Linked DNA regions of Homo sapiens: regions 1 and 2 are each linked to region 3. The links are chromatin contacts, found by Hi-C or POLR2A ChIA-PET in ENCODE. All regions are on one chromosome and are shown on one strand. Each heading gives the region's core, a stretch centred on a gene start or an enhancer-like site at or near the end of the contact. The rest is flanking DNA. Distances are from core to core; before and after follow the strand shown.

Region 1 (3,185 bases), core at 228-2,727, 2.8 Mb after region 3:
ACTGAAGTGACCGTGGCTTTTTAAGTCTGGATAGGTGGTGAGTAGGAAGGCAGTGATATTAGTAACAGAGCTGGTGAGCACAAAAGGGAAGGCTTTATTTTATTTTATTTTTTGAGACAGGGTCTTACTCTGTCACCCAGACTACAGTGCAGTGGCATGATCATGGCTCACTGCAGCCTCAACATCCTGCGGCTCAAGTGATCCTTCCACCTTAGCCTCCTAAGTAGTTGGGACCACAGGTATGTGCCACTACACCTGGCTTTTTAAAATTTTATTTATTTTTATTATTTTTATTTTTAGTAGACACAGGTCTTGCTACGTTGCCCAGGTTAGTCTTAAACTCCTGGGCTCAAGTGATTCTCCAGCCTCAGTCTCCCAAAGTGCTGAGATTACAGGTGTGAACCACTACACAGCCTTTGGAAGACTTTCCAAGAATGATAAGGGATCCGATTTTGGAAATGTGAAGCTGAAGATACAGAAGAAAATTCCAACTCTACTTACAGATAAAATTCTAATTTGGGGTTGGGCACAGTGGCTAACACCTGTAATCCCAGTGCTTTGGGAGGACGAGGTGGGAGGATAGCTTGAGGCTAGGAGTTCCAGACCAGTGTCCTGGTCAACACAGCGAGACCCCATGTCTACCACAAATAAATAAATAAATAATTTTCTCTGCAATTGGAGATATGAGTGGAGTCTCAAGAACGTTCTGGCTATAGATTGTTGACATAGGAGTTCAGTAGCTAAATACATCTATGGCAGGTATAAGAAGAGTAAGTGGTGGAGAAAGTTGTAAAAACAGGAGGGAAGATTAACTTCTGACCGTTGACGCCTTGGGGAATCACAGCTGGGCTTCAGACGATTCTTCAGTTCCTAGTGCTGGGGCTAGTGTCTATGAAATACGTTTTCCCCCTCCCTCCAGGCCTCCTAGGTAGTTAGGACTTTTCAATAACATTGGACATTGCCATATGCACATGAACACACTCAGTTTTAATTTCTCAGATTCTCCGCTTGCTGGCTTCTAAAACTGTTGTAAGAACTGTTATCTGGCTTCACAGGGTTGTGACAAGGCGGTGAAATGCTTTGAAAAGTGTCTATAGCTAAACAAACGTGAGGTACCGGCGCTCGCAACTTTTCCCCAGGAGATGTGCACCTCTATTTAGAGCGTAATGCCCAGACTATTTTCGTTGCTTTCCGTCCCCGCCCGCCTTCTGCCACGGACAGTTACAAACCTGGTCGATAATTATCCTGGGAGAACTCGACGTCCCAGCTAAGAACGCAGGTCAGAGATCAGAGATCAGAGACAGAAGGATCTTGGGGAGGAGCAGGGGCCGGGCATGACGTAGCAACTGGCAGCGCCGCCGATTGGCAGATGAGAAGGTTGTTCCCTCAGGGCGGCTGCTGATTGGCTACGGGAGGCAGAGGCGTGACGTCCTCAGAAGTTGAGCAAACACCTCCTACTTCCCGGCCTTCCATCCCAGTTTCTTCTAGGAATTCGGAGCCTCCCCTGCAGCGACTCGGAAGATTCGAGGCGGCGGGGGACAAGTCGGCGCCCCAGAGCGGACGAGGTGAGGAGAGGAGAGGTCCCCGCGGAGAGCTGAGCAGACGCGCGGGTGGGCTCAGCCTGTGAGATGCGGTGGAGATAGCGGGCCGGGCTCGGGCTGTCGCTGGGAGGGGCCCGCGAGCCTGGCCTTCGGGTCCCGGCGCCGCGAGGCGACCCCGGCCGGGCCGAGAGAGGGAGAAGGCGGCGAGCATTCGGGCCTCCCTGCGAGGAATGGAGGGAGAGCGGAAACGCAGAGAGTTTCACTGCGAGGAAGGGAGGGAGAGCGGTCAGCGCAGCTCCAGCATTTCTAAGTAGAAAGGCGAGGGATTGCAATTCGGATTTCTTTTCTTTCTTTTTTGGCGGACAGTGGTGGTGCTGTGGCTGGGGAATAAAGAACTGATGAAGCTGAGGAAACAACGGCTTGTTAATTTGTGGACGGCGTGCTTAGAGGGGACGGCTGGCTGAGGGGGCGGTGGATGGAGATTTCGGGGTGGTTCTTTCCCCCTTCCCTCCCCACGCCCAGCTTAGCCAAACTGATCACAAACTTCTCTCCTTGTCCATCTTGGGCTGCCCACTCTCCGAGACACAGACCCATTCTCCAGCAAGGATCGGAGATGGGTGGAAGTTGGGCGCCTTGCAAGTCTGGGTTTCCTGAACTCTTCAGCCCCTGCGGGACTATGCAGCCCATTGTGAGCGCTCGCGCGGGACGGGGCGCGGGGAGAAGCAGTTTACCCACCCTCCTCGGTTGAATGGGGCTGAATGTCTGTCTATCCTGACAGCTTCAGAAGAAGAAATGTGCTTTTCAGACATTGATTTCAGGGGAATGGGGGTGGGGGGAGCGGAAGAGAGAGAGAGAAAGAGCGCTCGAGCGCGAGAGAGAATGAATTAGTTCAGTAACTTGAACAAGGATTAACATTTTTTGATGTTGTGGGTTATCAGTGGGGAAGGTGCAGCTGTGAGATGTAGTTATACACAGGACGGAATGGTCCTTGACTGAAGCTGCGGCTTTCCAATACTGTATTAAAAAAAATCCCAAAACACTGATGGCACTTTGGTGTTTCTGGGTTTGTCTGTTTTGTCCCCTGCACTCCCCTCTTCTTTTTTTCCCATGAAGATGAGTGAATCTAGGGCTACATGACTTGACTGTGTAACCTGGTGGCCATTCTGCAAAATGAGTTAGGTGGACAAAAATTGAAGCCAATTTACCTGAATCATTTTCCCACTCTTCAGATAATCATATTTGTTATCAGTTTCACTTGTTATTGATGATGGCGTGATCAGAACTTTGGTTTATTTGTCATTGAATTTTTTTTCTCACTAGTCGTTTAACAGACCTTGGTTCGGAATTTTGGAAATGATCTTTGGTGTTTAAGAAGCCACCATTTAACAAAACATTTTCATTTTTTTCATATATTCTTTTATTAATTTTCTCATAGAAATAACATTACAAACAGTGGTAAGTTTTCTTGGGAAGGCTACAAAAGATTCTATGCAATTCATGAAATCATGGAAACAAACATTTGGAATGGAAAATAACCCCAAAACATTATTACCACATTCATCTGATCTAAGGTGTCATCTATTGTAAGATGCATCCCTATTTCACTGATGCTAAAATGTGTAAAAAAATTGTCTTAAATTTGAT
Region 2 (3,343 bases), core at 523-3,022, 2.5 Mb before region 3:
ACTGCATTTTTTGGAGTGACATTGAGCTTTATTAGTGTATACCATTTTCATATTATTACAGCCTTCTTACTGCGTTTCAAAATTTTTCTGCTTATTAAAGTTTTATATACTTAATTTACAAATTTTGCAAAGTATACAAAAGAATAAAATAAAAATCATTCATAATTGCACTGTTACAGCCCACTGTTAAAATATCACATTTCAAAATACTTCTTTTTTGTTGCTTAAGCATATTCCATACAACTAAATTTTATATAAAATGTGATTTTTATTGGCTGCATAACAAACACTATCACAGAAGTATCATAACTTATTTTACATTAATTTATAAACTGTGGCATTTCATATTTTAGTTTCACGTTGGGTGATGCCTCTTAACTATGGGACAGATATATATGATCATACCACTTATGTGACTAGTTAAAGATCACGTTTCTATCCCTTTCTTGTCATCCCCTAGAATCAAGCTGCTGCAATCCCCGGAGACCTAATGCAAACGCTTCACCTCCTGGACCCAAGCCATCCCGCCCCCCGCCCCCGCCTCTCCCGTAGCTGGGACCACAGGCACGCGCCATCCTGCCCGGCTAATTTTTTTTTATTTGGTTGAGAGGGCGTTTTGCCATGTTGCCAGGCTGGTCTCTAACTCCTGGGCTTAAGCGATCCTCCCGCTTTGACCTCCCGAAGTGCTGGGATTACAAACACCAGCCACTGCGCCTGGCCCAACATTTTTAAAGTAACAAATGTATCAATTTACAAACTTTCCTTTGGATTTTGAAAACTGAACTTTTTCTCTTCTAAACAAAGTCTATCTACTGAACTTCAGTTTTTTCAGGACCCCGCACAATGGCAGCTTAAGTTGGACCAACTGGAAAGGTTTTCAGTGGATCTTGGGGAGGATCGGAGACAAGGCGAATGGGCTTTATTCTCTTAAAATTTCCTGACGGGCGGTGGACACATATTTGCTTGATGTCACCAAGAGCAAGAATTACGTTCCAGGAGCTGGGAGGAAACAACGGAGGCGGCTCTCTCGCCCCCAAGAAGCGGCCCTTGGTTGGCAGAATTTGACAGATGACTGGGATCTTCGAGGATTTTCCAAGCAGGATCGGGGCGCAGAAGAGGAGGGAAAGTGCGTGAGCCCACGTGACCCAACTCCACTTTCAAGTTTGAGAAGCGGAGCTGCCAGGATAAATACCCATCTGCTACCAATAGATGCTTTCCCTCCCTTGGGCCTGATAAAAGAATCCCCAAGTTCCGGGAGGCATGCTTCGAAAATTGTTGGCAGGAAAAAAATGTTCAACTTTTGCCATTTAGCAATGCACTGACAGCCTTTTGGGGATCATCACTACTTATGGCTCATACATCTGCCCACCGCTTCCTAAGTCCTCTCCCAACCCTCCCCGAGTTTCAGTTCCACTGAACAGAGAACAGCGAGAGCAACAGTTTGGTGGCCGAGCAGCCCGTCTCCGTGGGCGCGCACGCCGCATCGCGGGCCTCACACCTCACTTTGGGCTTCGGCTCTCGGTCGGCCCGAGACTCCGGCCGCGGCCCTGGTGTCCCCCGCCCCGGTTCCCTCCCCTCGGACACGGCCCTCGCGCCGGCGGCCCCGGTCCCCTCCCCACCGGCCGCGGCGGGCACAGCGCGTCGCCTACCCACAGGCGGGGGCGCCGGCCGGGCGCATGCGCGCGGCGCTCCCGGGCGTGCCGGCCACACTCCCCCCACCCACTCGGTGAGCTTGTCACTTCCTGCCCTCGCCCCATCTCCGTCCGGGGTCAGTCAGTCGCTCCCTGTCGCTGCCGGAGAGTCTCTGCTTCCCCCTTCCTACGCGCTCCGCGGCGGTAGCTCGGGCTCTCCGGAGGAGGGGGCGACAGAGTAAAAGAGAGGCTGACTTAATAAAGTTTCCTGAAACAACAACTACCACCGAAAAGGCCCAAGGTTGGGGGAGACCCCCATTTTTCTCCGCCCCTCTCCTAAAGCCTGAGGGACCGTTGCAGGTGGAGCGGCGCTGGTGGGACCCGGGTTGCGGCGGCAGCCGTTGCCCCGGCGAGGGAAGCCTCAGGTCCTGCCCGCTCCGGTTCCGGCTCCTTCGGTGGTGGCGGCGGCAGCTGCTGCCGGGCGGTTCCTCCTGTCAACTGCCTCCGCCCGCGCGCCTCCCGCCTAGCCACACAGCGCGGAGGACGCCGTGAGCCGCCGCCGCAGTCGTCTCGGCCCGCGGAGGGACGTGGTGAGCTGTGGCGCTTCCGCGTCAGCGCCGGCGGGGACTCTTTGGGAGCGCGTCGGGCCCGAGTCCGGGTTCCCCCGCGTGGTCAGCGGAGGCTGCGCCAGGTGGGGCCCGCAGCCGCCTCCCACGCCAGGCTGTCCCCGCGGCCGCCCGGCCTGCCTTCCTTCCTTCCGCCCGCCCGCCGGCCCGCCCTAAGAGTTGAGTAAGTTGGGCGCACTTGGTTGTGGGGACGGGGTCTCCGCCAGGGAGACCCCAACGCACGTGCGTAGCGGGAGGGCGCGGCGTGGGCCAGCAGCCGGCGGGAGCGGCACCTCCGTAGTCCCGGAGCCCGGCGGTGCCCGCCGCGCTCTGCGCTCCGTTTCCGCGCGCCCGCCCGGGACGGCGAGGCCGCAGCCGCCCGCGCTGCCGGCCAGGCCTTCGCCCTGCGCTGCGCACCCGAGGCTGCGTTTCCGGGTAGGGCGATGAACCTGTGTGGGGAGTTTGGGCTGCAGGAGGGTTTGTGCGTCTTTCTGTTTTCTTTTCGAGAGGGAGGTGCGGGTCCGTGGAGGGAAAGCGGAGAGCTGATGATGGGAACGTATCTGGAAAATGCAGCCAGTGCCCCCCAGGAAGTTCAGGGCGAGTGACGGGTTTGTGCTTCTTTCAACAGCCACGCCGCAATGAAGAGCTTCTTACAGTGAAAGCAAAGTAGGTCGAGTCCACTGAAAATGCCTTTAAGGGACAAATACTGTCAGACTGACCACCATCATCACGGATGCTGTGAACCAGGTAGACCCCTCTTCGTCCGCAGTTGCTTTGCCCTCCATCAGAGCCACTCTGCCTTCTCTTTTTTTCTAGCTTTTTTTCCTCCTGCCCCAGTAGTCATTCTTAAGCAGGCTATGATATTCCCTAGCATAAGCCAGTTATGAAGCTAAAAGCTTGTACAAACAAGAGGTCTCCCCTGCTTGATCCCTTAAAAAAAAGTACTGCAAGTGTCACCTTAAATCATTTCCACAAGATCAGTCGCTCAGTCTTTTTTCTTTCTTTTTCAAGGCATCCTGCAGTTAATATACTCCTATGGTCTGTAAATGTTTAAAATTGAAGAGAAAGGAAAACATAGAATACTAGATTTGTTGTCGTGAAATTGTT
Region 3 (2,958 bases), core at 417-2,916:
TTTTTTTAAAAAATTAGCCGGGTGTGGTGGCCTGTGCCTGTAGTCCCAGCTACTTAGAAGGCTGAGGCCAGAGGATAGCTTGAGCCCAGGAGTTCCAGGCTGCAGCGAGCTATGATCTCGCCACTGCACTTCAGCCTGGGCGACAGAGCAAGAGCCTGGGAGAATGTGTTTAAATGGTGACGGGAAAGAATGAATAAAAGAAGGAAAGCTTAAAATACATTAAGAGAAAATATATTGATGATGATGGAAGGGAGATGAAATTGGTCAGGGTCCAAAGCCCATGTGGAGGGCTTCACATAAAAAGGAGGAATAGTATTTCTCAGCCGGATGCAGCCAGAGATGGAAGGAGGATAGCATCTAAACCTTCCCTATAGTTTTCCTCAAATGGACAGCTCCTGAGTTCATGCACTTGTCACCCCGGCTTCTGCGTGGGATATAACTACAGGGATGGGGAGGGGAAACAGGAGATGGGCTAATACTGAATGCTTCCTGTTGATTAAAAAGGCACTTCAAACATAGCTGGCTGGGCACAGTGGCTCATGTCTGTAATCCCAGCACTTTGGGAGGCCAAGGTGGGCGGATCACAAGGTCAGGAGTTCGAGACCAGCCTGGCCAAAATGGGAAACCCCGTCTCTACTAAACAAATACAAAAATTAGCCAGGCATGGTGGCCTGCGCCTGTAATCCCAGCTACTAGGGAGGCTGAGGCAGAAGAATTGCTTGAACCCGGGAGGTGGGGGTTGCAGTTAGCCGAGATTGCGCCATTGCACTCCAGCCTGGTGACAGAGCGAGATTCCGTCTCAAAAAAAAAAAAAAAGTTAGCTATATCCTCCTGCAAATATGTATATAAAGAAGATATTTTAGTTCAAATTAGCCTTGGAAATATTCATGTAATTCTTTATTACATTTAGTTTCACACTAGGATGATTTCACTTAAATGATTGAAGGCATATATCTGGAATTAGCAGAGAATTCATGTTTAACAATTTATCATTATAAATGATAAATTATAATATTTATCAATTATAAGTTATAATAAATATTAAATAAACTATAATAAACCTATAAAATAAATTATAATAAATATTAATTATACCACAAAATCATGGCCCTATAAAACAATGACAAGGTTAATCAAATCTGTCTGTAAATAGCAAGACTCAATGGTGGCATTATGCCAATGCCCGAAATTACTATAAAAACTCCCAAATAACATTGTTATCCTTGTAAATGCTTCCTTGTAAAGACTGCAGTAGGTGCCTATTTCTTGGAGGAAGAGAACTGGACATTAAAAGAAAGGCTCTGCCTACAGGAGCTTCGAATCTACCAAAGGGAAGCTCAAATCCCGCCCAGCGGACCCGCCCGCTTCCCCTAAGCTTGCCTCCCGCCACGAAAGCTGGAAAGTCACTGGGGGCGGAGCTAAGGGGAGCTGCGAGAATTCCGGGGGATGTGACCGGACTGGGCGGGGCCTGTACCTTGGCCCTGCGCTCCCGTTGACGTCGCATCCTGTCAGTATTTCGCCAAACCTCCAGGCGCCATCAGTGTGTGAACCGTTACGCAGCTGGTCCACCGCGGGCGGAGAACAAGCGACTATGCCCAGGGATCCTGCACGCATGCGTGGAGCTGAACCGTCAGCGTGCGTGTGACGTCACCTGCGCGCCCGCCTAAACTCTTCCTAGGGTTCTTTCTAGAGTACGGGTGAGTGAAATTTGTAAGGTTTGGTGTGTTCATTTGAGTGGGTGCCAGACGTAACGGGCCCGGGATTGAATTAGTTTAGATCAAAATTTGATGTAATTATCGCAGAGAAACGCTTTCTTACGAGTGTTTATCTCGAGCCTGCTGTGTTCAGCATCTTTCTTGGTGTTTTGGGAGAAGCAGACAGGAGTTAAGTCCAAGTCCCCGCCCTCACAGAGCTCAGGTGGCTTGGGGGAAGGTTGGTGCGCAAACATTAAAATTAGATATCGACACTAGTGAGTGTCCCCGTCAAGAGGTCTGTGAAATAAGGTTGAGCCTACGATGCAGAAGTTAATCTCAGTTCAGTAATTTTTGTTTCTTCATTTATTTAGCGGGTGAAGGGAGGGGGCCACAGAAACATGTTGGAGTACGATGCTTTTGGTGCACAGTTTGTCTATACAATATTACAGCTCCCGTGGGGGTTAAAAAAAAACACGATTTTTCAGCCTCCCTCTTCCCCAATAAATTTTACATTTTAAAGCACAATGTTAAAAGCGTTTGTTAGTGACGTTACAGATCTTAAAACTGGCTTTTTGGAGGTACTTTACGCAGCTAAGTAGAAAATGGTTAAGTTTCAGTTCCTTGGAAGAATGTTTTGTATTGATCTTTGCAATAAAATTGTAAAATAATCCATCCTCCTGTCACCCCCCAACCCCGAACCGTGTTAACTATAATAAGGAAAAGCATAACTAAGTCAAAGAGACTTAAAGCAAATTATTGACTTCATTTTGGGTAAAACACTGGTTTTGTATTTTCAGCAGCAAGTTGTCAGATTCCCTAGTTGAATTTGCTTTGGACATCAGTGTGAAGCAGAACTGATATGCCACTTGAATTAATAAAGGAAGTCAATGGGGTGCCTGAAGTTCAGCCGCTGAGTAAATTACATAAAGTAGATTTCGGATCCCTACAGCCAGGTTACAATTATAGCAAGAAATATATTCAGGTAAGAATTTCTATAACTCAGAATGCTTTTTCCTACTAAAAGGAATGCAGTTTTTAAGTGTTGAGTTTATTTATGAGAACTGGTTTAGGTATGGTTTTTATCTTTGTCATAACATTTGAGATTGAATATTTCAATAAGTTATTCTTATTCAGTACTTATTTAGCGAACAATTATCAAATTCGTGTGTGAAACATTGGAGTAAGTTTCTGAGGTACAAAGATGAATAAATATAGTCCCGGAACTAAAGATAATCACATTTCTGTGGGGTCTGACAGATCAATC

Evidence for each region. Hi-C counts contacts between places; a loop is a spot of excess contacts on that map. ChIA-PET counts read pairs that join two places held with the same protein, here RNA polymerase II (POLR2A). Pooled maps may share reads with other maps.
Region 1: a loop to region 3 is called in a pooled map, with 23 times the contacts of the local background. The contact joins the promoter of AASS here to the promoter of POT1 in region 3. A Hi-C loop is called at or near these places in 9 of 50 pooled maps.
Region 2: a map of GM12878 shows a loop between it and region 3 (11-fold over the local background). The contact joins the promoter of ZNF800 here to the promoter of POT1 in region 3. A Hi-C loop is called at or near these places in 5 of 168 maps with a recorded cell type or tissue (CD4-positive, alpha-beta T cell, CD8-positive, alpha-beta T cell, GM12878 and 2 more), 4 of 37 single-sample maps with no recorded cell type and 16 of 50 pooled maps. POLR2A ChIA-PET finds 5 or more read pairs at or near these places in 2 of 52 experiments (K562 and activated naive CD4-positive, alpha-beta T cell).

The regions. Positions count from the first base shown.
Region 1 is chr7:122,142,541-122,145,725 of GRCh38, reverse strand. It overlaps AASS (aminoadipate-semialdehyde synthase), which reads left to right and starts at 1,477. Exons shown (of 24, transcript NM_005763.4): 1 at 1,477-1,565. It overlaps LOC102724527 (a long non-coding RNA gene), which reads right to left and starts at 1,312. Exons shown (of 6, transcript XR_007060500.1): 1 at 1,230-1,312. RefSeq lists enhancers at 1,097-1,146, 2,148-2,653 and a silencer at 1,647-1,846.
Region 2 is chr7:127,391,137-127,394,479 of GRCh38, reverse strand. It overlaps ZNF800 (zinc finger protein 800), which reads left to right and starts at 1,772. Exons shown (of 6, transcript NM_176814.5): 1 at 1,772-2,420; 2 at 2,865-2,983. The coding sequence starts at 2,923. RefSeq lists enhancers at 973-1,102, 1,843-1,972, 1,817-2,317 and silencers at 1,413-1,812, 2,213-2,612.
Region 3 is chr7:124,928,533-124,931,490 of GRCh38, reverse strand. It overlaps POT1 (protection of telomeres 1), which reads left to right and starts at 1,666. Exons shown (of 19, transcript NM_015450.3): 1 at 1,666-1,697; 2 at 2,492-2,676. POT1-AS1 (POT1 antisense RNA 1) reads right to left here and starts at 1,618. Exons shown (of 8, transcript NR_125719.1): 1 at 1,475-1,618. RefSeq lists enhancers at 1,382-1,676, 1,431-1,730.